Linked DNA regions of Homo sapiens: region 2 is linked to region 1. A link is a contact called in ENCODE Hi-C or POLR2A ChIA-PET data. All regions are on one chromosome and are shown on one strand. Each heading gives the region's core, a stretch centred on a gene start or an enhancer-like site at or near the end of the contact. The rest is flanking DNA. Distances are from core to core; before and after follow the strand shown.

Region 1 (5,148 bases), core at 219-2,718:
TTTTCAAGATGGGGGTCTCCCTATGTTGCCCAAGCTGGTCTTGAACTCCCGGGCTCTAGCACTCCTCCCGCCTTGGCCTCCTGAAGTGTTGGGATTACAGGCGTGAGTCAGGCTGCTCGGCCATGGTGGCATTTAAATAAAGGCCCGAGGAAGGTGAGGGAGCAGGCGGGTCATGGGGGTGTCGGGAAGTGACCTTCTAGGCAGAGGGAACAGTGAGTGTAAAAGCCCCGAGGTGGGAGTGTGTCTGGTGTGCTTAAAGAACAGCATGGGGCCGATATGGCCATAGGGAAGTGAGTGGCAAGAACAGCGATAGGAGCTTAGCTCCAAGTGCTTAGGGCCATGCAGGCTAAGGCTCAGCTTTTACTCCAAGTGGCGTGGGGAACCATTGCAGGGATCTGAGCAGAGAAGACCATCTAACTTAAGTTTTAGAGCATTCACAATCTTATGGGACCTCCTGGATACTCTCTGGAAACAGATGGTGGGTGTTCACAAGGTCATCAAGGTCATCAGTAATGTGAGGCCAAGGCAACCAGCCCTTGGGGAGTGTGTCCTTGACCTTGACGGCAGGAAATGGGCGAGTCTGCTCCCTTAACTCTATGTTCCCCTTCTCCTTTTCCCTTAGAGAAGTGTCCCAGCTGATGGGGGCTTTCTGACCCGGGCACTGAACGAGCCTGGACTCTGGTGATACCAGGCAAATCTCGTGGGAAATAAACAGAGAACCCTGGCTTGTAACAGGAGTTTACCCCCAAAAGTCAAGGCAGACTTCCTGGAAGAGGAAGGCTCAGCTATCCGGTGATTAATAAAAGGCAAATCACCGCAAGAGAAACCAGCCTTTCGCGACCCTGGCAGTTGGACAGCATGGCTGTTGGTGCTGGGTCACCTTCAGAACGGCCTTGGCAAATGAGTGCTAATGAAAGCCTGGCTCAGGGACAGAATGAATGATTTAGACTACTCACCCCCTCCAGGCTCTCTCCTAGGCACATTTGGTAAATCCTTACCGTAATAACCAATAAGAGTTGAAGACATCGCCTCTCCACCCCTCCAAAGAAGGGAATGTCTAACGGTGGAATTGCAGGCACTGGGTAATGCTGGCTCCTAAGTGCCCTTGGGGAGGAGACTTCCGAGAATGCTTCTATTCCCATTACAAAAAAGGCTCCCATTCCCACCTGCCTTCTCCCAGAGAGGCTTGCGGTGACCACGACAGGTGCAACAGGGCTCGAGCTGGCGCGGGCGCAAGGGGTTCCTGGTCGGCCCAGGGCCGGGGTCCCAGTGCGCAGGTGGGCGGCGCCGCGTGCAATGGAGGCTGGCGGCCGACAGAGGGCGCAACGGAGCCGCTGGGCTCCCCCTGCTCTTTCCCGACTACCTCGCTGCCCAACTGCCCTGTCAGCCGTGTTCGCGGTGCCGCGGGGCGTGTGTGGGCGCCGTCAGGGAGGCCTTCCTAGGCCACTCCTCAACCATCATCTGCTGCCGTCCCTGGCCGCGGCCTAGCCCCATTTCCGGTCAACTTAGTCCCCCGCCCCCAGGCCGTCCAGATCTCGCCACACCCTCTGCAGGCCACCCCCACCCTTCCTTCCCTTCCAGGTGTGGTCAGTCGGGGAGGGTGGTGGCCGGGGGTGAGGGGCATGGTCTGGAGGACGTGGGCCCGGAACCCGGGAGTGAAGATTAGCGGTTTTGTACAGGGAAGCTGCAAATGAGAAGCCATAGCTGATTTCACCCCCAGCCATTGCCTTAGGCCTCGGTAGCCTCAAGCCTTAGGCCTGGGCGCTGGGATGGGGGCCTAGAGTAGAGTCCAGGGCCCCTGGGGAATGTGGGAAGGCATCTGCCCTGTTTACTTCTGCAGGCTCTGGCTGGTGATAGAGCCAATCATTATTTGTATGAATGAAAGAAAGAAATGGAGAGTAGTCCAGGCACGGTAGCCCATGGTGGCATTGCTTGAGGCTGCGAGTTGGAGACCAGCCTGGGCAACATAGCCAGTCCCCGTTGCTTAAAAAAAAAAAAAGAAAAGAAAGAAAAGAAAAAGAAATGGAAAGTGATCTAGGGATCTGTTTGTCTGTTTGCCTAAGACCCAGCTCTGGCCAGCCCTGATGGGTCCCAGGGGACCAGCAGGCTTTGCCATGCTCCTGTTGCTATGATACTTACCTGGAGCCCTCTCCCTCCATCTTCCCACACCTCACACGTTCCCTTTCACTTCTGCCACTGTTCCAATGCCCTTGCTAGTACTTGATCCAAATCTCTTATCCTAGCTTTCAATGTTCTGCATGGTCTTGCCCCACCCTATGAAGGGTAGCCGAATACACGGCCCTAAAATATGCCACTTGGGCACAAGGATTATTTTGAGCTGAAGGCAGTTGAGAAGAAGCAGAAACATGAAAAACTCTCTGCCCTCCCCCTATTTGCCTAAAAGCCGGATATAAATTTACAAGGGTGTCCCTCCTTCCCTCTCAATCAGGAAGGACAAAGGTTGATCACAGAAGACGGCCTTAGACCTCTATCAGCCTGGAGACAGCACCAGAGGAATCTGCATAAAAAGCTTTGCTAACTAGCCTTTATCTACCATTATTTTGTTCAGTTATTTGTCTTTCCACAATTGCCACCCCTAGGGACTCAAGGTCCATTGCTTTTGTCTTGTCACTTCTCTAAAATTGCATTGTTTTTTGTTGAAGATGCTATATAAGAGTTCTAAGTCATCTCTTCAAGGTTTTCTCATTTTCCCTGAGTGTCTCCCATGTTTACATATTAGTAAACTTCTGTGTTTTTTTCTTTTTCTTTTTTTTTTGAGAATGAGTCGCACTCTTGTTGCCCAGGCTAGAGTGCAGTGGCACGATCTCTGCTCACTGCAACCTCCGCCTCCCAGGTTCAAGCAATTCTCGTGCCTCAGCCTCCTGAATAGCTGGGACTACAGGCACCCGCCACCACACCTGGCTAATTTTTGTATTTTTAGTAGAGATGGGGTTTCACCATGTTGGCCAGGCTGATCTCAAACTCCTGACCTCAGGTGATCCACCCACCTTGGCCTCCCAAAGTGCTGGGATTACAGGCGTGAGCCACCGCACCCAGCCCTGTTTGTTTCTCCTTGTTAATCTGTCTTCTGTTACAGGGGTCCCAGCTAAGGACTCAGAAGGGTACAGGGAAAATTATATTTCCTCCCTGACACTATCTTACAATACGTGCTGGACTCTTCCATTGCTCCACTAAATCGACTCAAAGTAACATAATTTCAACCGGCCTTCCTCTGGCGAGCTGCCCATCCCCTTTTTCCCTATCAAGAACACCTCCCTTGACTTGCCTCCAAATCTTTCTCTTCCTTCAAGGCCAGGCTTCAGGAAGAGAATCCCATTCAGTCCCTTCAGGAAGCATTTCCTGACTTTTTCAGCCCATAATGAGTTTTCCCAGCTCTGAATGTGGCATTCACTCCTTGACCCCTTTTTTTTTGGTACCAATTATCCTACTGGGCTTTGTCCTATGGTACTTTTGTACCTGCCTTTTCTCTCTAGCTAAATTGTAATAATTTGGAAGGTAGGGTCCAAGTCTTACTAATCTTTTTCTTTCCCCCTTCCATTCATCATACATTTATTGAGCACCGACTACATACCAGGTATAAAGTCTAGTACATAAGGTCCCAAAGGAGTGTAGGACACAGCCCCCACAATGGAGTTCTGGAGAAAATAAAACACATGGGGCTTGAGAAAAAACAGGGAATGTGTCTCCCCCATGGAGCACTCATCAGAAAAATCTGGAGTGACTTCCTGTGGGAGCACTCAGCATCCTGAATGAAGAAGCAGTCTCATTCTCAGAGGGAGTGGCTGCCCATTCATGGAGACACTCACTCACCCGTTGCCTCATTCATTCATTCATTCATTTGATAAATATTTGTTGAGTCCTCACTTTATCCAAGTGACTCATGAGATTGGTCACACTGCAGCCCAGGGCTGGCTGGAGTGTGTGTGGTGGGGGTGGTGGGGGACACCAGAAGCCCGGAAAGCTTTAGGGGTGTGTCACTTCTTTGTCAGTTCCTGTTAAGAGGCATGAGTCCCTGCTGGAAATGGTCTTGGGAAAGATGGGGTGGGCGTGGCAAGGGCAAGAAAGCTTGGAGTTTCATGGAGGAAAGGAGGATGGATACCAGCCTTCTCTGAGGGCAGGGTGCCAAACCCTGCCTGTAGTTCCCTTTGGAACAGTTTGCTCTGCCAAAGAGCAGGTTCCCTTTAAAGTTCTTTCCTTCCGTGATCATTTGGGGCTTTTCAAACAGCCCCATGAGGCATTGGGTCATATACCAGCCAGGAAAGCTAAGGCTAGGAGATTTATGATTTCCCCCATAGTCACTGGGCTATGTCAGGCCTAGGCTTAGGCCTGGCCTCCCCAGTTTCGTTGTAGAGGGCTATGTTCTTGACACCTTTGGACCCTGTATGCCAGACTTTACACCTGGTATGTGGTAGATACTCAACCTGCTCTCTCAGCAGGAATCAGTCAGAGGGGAGGAATCTCTGGCTCCACATAGTGAAGGAGGCAGGCCTCTGGAACAGAACACTTTAAATTTCAGACCAAAGTGATGGCCTTCATCATATCTAGCCACTGGCAGCTCTTTGGCTCTCACTCAGAAATTAAATGATAACTAATTACCAAATCCTAACTCCAATTGACTTCCAAACTTTACTTATTTATTTATTTATTTATTTATTATTTTATAAAAATATAAATAGAGAGAGGGTTTTGCCATGTTGCCCAGGCTGGTCTCAAACTCTTGGACTCAAGCCATCTGCCTGCCCTGGCCTCCAAAGTGCTAGGATTACAGCTGTGAGCCACCGTGCCCTGCATTTTTTTTTTTCTTAGAGACAGGGTTTTGCTTCACACAGTCTACAGTGCAGTGGTGCCATCATACCTCATTGCAGCCTTGACCTCCTGGGTTCAAGGGATTCTCCTGTCTCAGTTTCCCAAGTAGCTGGGACTACAGCTATGTGCTACCATGCCCAGATTATTTATTTATTTATTTATTTATTTATTTATTTATTTATTTATTTTTTATTTATTTATTTTGTAGAGACAGTGTCTTACTATGTTGCCCATACTGTTCTAGAACTCCTGCAAATTCTTTTTTTTATTTTTATTTTTTTCTGAGATGGAGTCTTGCTCTGTCGCCCAGGCTGGAGTGCA
Region 2 (4,706 bases), core at 739-3,238, 130 kb before region 1:
GTTTCACCATGTTAGCCAGGATGGTCTTGATCTCCTGACCTTGTGATCCGCCCACCTCAGCCTCCCAAAGTGCTGGGATTACAAGCGTGAGTCACTGCGCCCGCCCTGTTTTAAAGTCTTATGTAAAATCTATGTAGGTCAGGTGCAGTGGCTAATACCTGTAATCCCAGCACATCGGGAGGCCAAGGTGGGTGGATCACTTGAGGTCAGGAGTTTGAGACCAGCCTGGCCAACATGGTGAAACCCCATCTCTACTAAAAATACAAAAATTAGCTAGGCGTGGTGGCACGTGCCTGTAATCCCAGCTACTCCGGTGGCTGAGGCAGGAGAATCGCTTGAACCCAGGAGGTGGAGGTTGCAGTGAGCCAGGATTACACCACTGAACTCCAACCTGGGCGACACAGTAAGACTCCGTCTCAGAAAAAAAAAAAAAAAAAACATTTCAGACTTTTCATTGGCTACAGCATAAAATTTCAACAGCTCAACACCACACTAAAAGCCTTTGGTCATCTAACCCCACCCACCTGGGCCAGTCTCCTTCCTTTTCTACACCAGCAACGCCAATCTACCTCGTTTCAAGCCCTCTCCCTAGCAAACTTCTAGTCCACCAAGACTCAACGTGGACTTTGGTGTCTCATATAACGCCTCTTCCGTTGTATGAGACTCTTCCAAAGTCTTCCGTCTTTGGCGATCCTGCCTTGGCGCCTCTTGTAACCTCTTACAAGCTCACCTCCATAAGCCTCCAACTTGAATTGTAATTATTTCTGCCTTGCTGTCCAATAGTGATCTCTATGAAAGTAGAGGTATTTCTTTTTTCATCTAGTGTCCATAACCCTGCCTAACACATTTATATCTAACGAATGAAACATTTTTCATCAGGAGTATCGCATTTGCACTAGTCCTCTAGTCAGGACTAGAATCCACAACTCTGCTCCCCCTAGGATGCTCTTTTCATTAGCATAACTACATAGCTGCAAGAAAGCGCAAAGAAAACAGGGAGAGAAGAGGTTAACTAGGCCTATCCAGAACATTTGGCCCACATAGGGTGAGACGTTTGTAGCTTTCCAGGGAGAGATAATCCTGGATAGATGGGGTCGGGTGACGGAGAGCACTGAATGCTGAGCTGAAGCAGATAGCGTCCATGACTGGCCCAAGGTCACACGTTAATAAGCAGAGGGGCAGCGACTTGATCCCAAGCAGCCCAGCTCCAGAGTCCGTTGGTCCTGACCACTTCATCATACTGCTCTTCAACGGCGCTCCATTACCAGACCCTTAGCTGGACCGGCGGTATAAATGGGAGCGTCGTGGGAGCAGAATTACGTGTCATAAAAGGGTCTCCTAAACCCCCAGTCTATTTTAAATCTCACTCCTGGCTGCTGTTTGTTAATAAGAGATTCTGGCCGTGTTTGTAATGAGCGCTACATGTAGGGCCAAGGCGAGGAATGCGACTGCTGGAAAATGAACTAGAACAATGCATTAAAATGCCTGGCACGACGTAAACACTCCGTGATCACAAGTTCAGATCCGGGGCGGCTGGAGAGGCACGGGTTTCAGGGCTGAGGGGGGCGTCCCTCCGGAGCCAAGCAGAACCTGGGGACGGCGGAATCCGCACAAGCACCAACGTTCCGCCCCCGTGCCTCCGCACTGGAGAGGCTGCTCACCGCCCACTCTCTGAGGCGGGAAAGGAGCCGCGCCACAAGGCCCCGGGTCCCTCCCCAGCACGCGCCGTCCCGGCCCTCACCTGCCGGCCCCATGTACTTGATCACCCCCTGGGTCTTGAACACCTCCCGGGCGGCCAGCAGCGCGTCCTCGCCGTGCGCCGTATAGAAGTCGCCCCGGTCGAAAAGGCGCACTGTGGTGGTCGGCTTCTCCGGCATGCCCTGAAAGAAGCGCACGAAGCCGACCTCGGCCGCGCTCTCCAACTGCAGCGTCTCCTTCGGCTGCACCGCCATGTCGAAACCTCCTCACCTCCTGGTTGAAGAAAATGCGCGACCCCACACCCACTAAGCTGTTTCCCGCCTCCCCTCCCACGTCCCCCGAGCGGCGTCCGGCCACGGCGACCACACCCAATCAGCTTCCAGGGCTGCGTTTCGGTGGGTGGGAGTCTGCCGCGGCAACCAATCATAAGCAGACGCGGCCCAGCTTCCCGCGCACGCTGGTGACTTTAGCTACTGCGCATGCCTGCGCCTAGGTCGCGCGGAAACCCGCAGACGCGCATCCTTAGTAGAGCTCCTTTCTGTGTTTACTCAGCTGCAAGGCTTGAAGCCCCTGGGTGGGGTGTATGCAAGGGTAGGTTGCCACCAGGTGGGAGATTTCCGGCAGGCACTGAGCTCGTAATGTGCCCGGAAGCATGGGAGTAACATCAGAAGGAAACTTGAAAACAAAAAAAAAACTAGCCTTCCTCCTCCTCCCAGTATTTTGTTAAAACGTGTGCCCCTCTCCGACTGCCTCCCTTTTTCTTTCTAAGCAAACTGCCAACATCGGGATTACGGGTTTATTCTACACAGCCTCCTTACTGCTGCCTGTTAGCCACATTATCGTTTCATCCACTCGTTGATGATTCACTCATTCGAAAACATTTATATGGCCTGCTATGTCCCAGACTCTTCTTGGCTCTGAGGATCGCCAGTAAAAAGAAAAATCACTGCCTTTATTCTGCTTACATTCTAATATGAGAAAATTCAGATAATGAATATAGCAAGTAAATGAAATGGTACGTTAGAAGATATGCGTTTGTGGCAGGGCGCGGTAGCTCACGCCTGTAATCCCAGCAATTTGGGAGGCCGAGGTGGGCGGATCACTTGAGCCCAGGAGATTGACACCATCCTGGGCAACATGGTAAAACCCACGTCTGTGATCCCAGATATTAGCAGGGCTGAGGCGAAAGGATCACCTGAGCCCGGGAGGTCGAGGCTGCGGTGAGCCGTAAATTGTGCCACTGCACTCCAGCGTGGGCGACAGATTGAAAACCCTGTCTCAAAAAATACAAAATAAAATAAATAAAAAGACAAACGTTTGACGCCAGGCGTGGTGTCACACGCCATAATCCCAGTACTTTGGGAGCACGAGCCAGGAGGATCGTTTGAGCCCAGGAGGTCTTCTGCCGTCAGCTATGTTCACGCCACTGCACCGCAGCTGGGGCGACAGAGCGAGAGACCCCGTCTTGAGGGGGGGTAGGGGAAGACCAGTTAAGGAAGAGGAAGGTTGAAATTTTAAAATGTTAGCAAACAGCCAGGCGCAGTGGCTCACGCCTGTAATCCCAGCGTATTGGGAGGCCAACGCGGGTGGATCACCTGAGGTCCGGAGTTTGAGACCAGCCTGGCCAACATGGCGAAACCCCGTCTCTACTAAAAATACAAAAATTACCGGGCATAGTGGTGGGCGCCTGTAATCACAGCTACTCGAGAGGCTGAGGCAGGAGAATCTCTTGAACCTGGGAGGTGGAGGGGGCAGTGAGCGAAGATCGCGCCACTACACTCCAGCCTCGGTGACAGAGCGAGACTCTGTCTCAAAAAATAAATAAAATGTTATCAAACACCTGAAGGAGCTCAGGATCCATCCTGCAAAATTAACTCTTAGAAAAGGTTTTTGCTGGCCGGGCGCGGTGGCTCACGCCTGTAATCCCAGCACTTTGGGAGGCCGAGGCGGGCAGATCACCTGAGGTCAGGAGTTCGAGACCAGCCTGACTAACATGGTGAACCTCCGTCTCTACTAAAAACACACACAAAATTAGCCGGGTGTAGTGGTGGGCACCTGTAATCCCAGCTACTTGGGAGGCTGAGGCAGGAGAATCCCTTGAACCTGGGAGGTGGAGGTTGCAGTGAGCCGAGGTCGCGCCATTGCACTCCAGCCTGGGCAACAGGGTGAGACTCTGTCTCAAAAAAAAAAAAAAAAAAAAAAAAGGTTTTTGCATTCTCCAGTTTAGTTTACCCTTTCCCCATGGAAGTGGTTCCAAAACCTAATTCAGCAGCAGAATCACCCTGGGGAGGTGGGGGGGGATTTAAACATATTCCTGTGCCCAGCCCACACATAATGGGTCTTAATTTCTGGAGTAGAGCCTTGGAACCTTTGTTTGTTTTTTTGAGAGGAAGTCTGGCTCTGTCACCACACTGGAGTGCAGTGGCGCAATCTCGGCTCACTGCCTCCCGGGTTCAGGCGATCCTCCTGCCTCAGCTTCCCAAGTAGCTATGACTACAGGTGTGCACCACCACCCCCAGCTAATTTTGGTATTTTTAGGAGAGACGGGGTTTCACTGTGTTGGCCAGGATGGTCTGGTCTCGATCTCTTGACCTCCTGTTCTGCCCGCCTCGGCCTCCCAAAGTGCTGGGATTACAGGTGTGAGCCACCATGCCCAGCTTGGAATCATTTTTTTTTTTTTTGGTTTTGTTTTTTGTTTGTTTGTTTGTTTGTTTTTTGAGATGGAGTTTCGCTCTTGTTGCCCAGGCTGGAGTGCAATGGCACAATCTCAGCTCACTGCAACCTCCACTTCCTGGGTTCAAGCAATTCTCCTGCCTCAGCCTTCTGAGTAGCTGGGATTACAGGCATGCGCCACCACGCCCAGCTAATTTTTGTATTTTTAGTAGAGATAGGGTCTCTCCAAGTTGGTCAGGCTGGTCTCAAACTCCCAACCTCCGGTGATCCACCCACCTCGGCCTCCCCAAGTGCTGAGATTACAGGCATGAGCCACCCCGCCCAGCCTCAGCCTG

The links. Hi-C counts contacts between places; a loop is a spot of excess contacts on that map. ChIA-PET counts read pairs that join two places held with the same protein, here RNA polymerase II (POLR2A). Pooled maps may share reads with other maps.
Region 2: a loop to region 1 is called in a pooled map, with 4 times the contacts of the local background. The contact joins the promoter of MSH2 here to the enhancer-like site in region 1. A Hi-C loop is called at or near these places in 6 of 50 pooled maps. POLR2A ChIA-PET finds 5 or more read pairs at or near these places in 2 of 52 experiments (MCF 10A and activated CD4-positive, alpha-beta T cell).

Annotation. Positions count from the first base shown.
Region 1 is chr2:47,268,716-47,273,863 of GRCh38, reverse strand. All of the region lies in intron 3 of EPCAM-DT (EPCAM divergent transcript), which reads left to right. Among named protein-coding and RNA genes, the nearest start is that of BCYRN1, 64 kb to the left of the region's middle. RefSeq lists a silencer at 1,221-1,400. Within about 2 kb of position 1,468, at least 30 of the 41 ENCODE cell types and tissues checked have a DNase peak (open chromatin) inside an H3K27ac peak, as active enhancers do.
Region 2 is chr2:47,400,438-47,405,143 of GRCh38, reverse strand. MSH2 (mutS homolog 2) reads right to left here and starts at 1,988. Exons shown (of 16, transcript NM_000251.3): 1 at 1,742-1,988. The coding sequence starts at 1,952. RefSeq lists enhancers at 1,402-1,461, 828-1,536, 1,537-2,247, 2,252-2,301.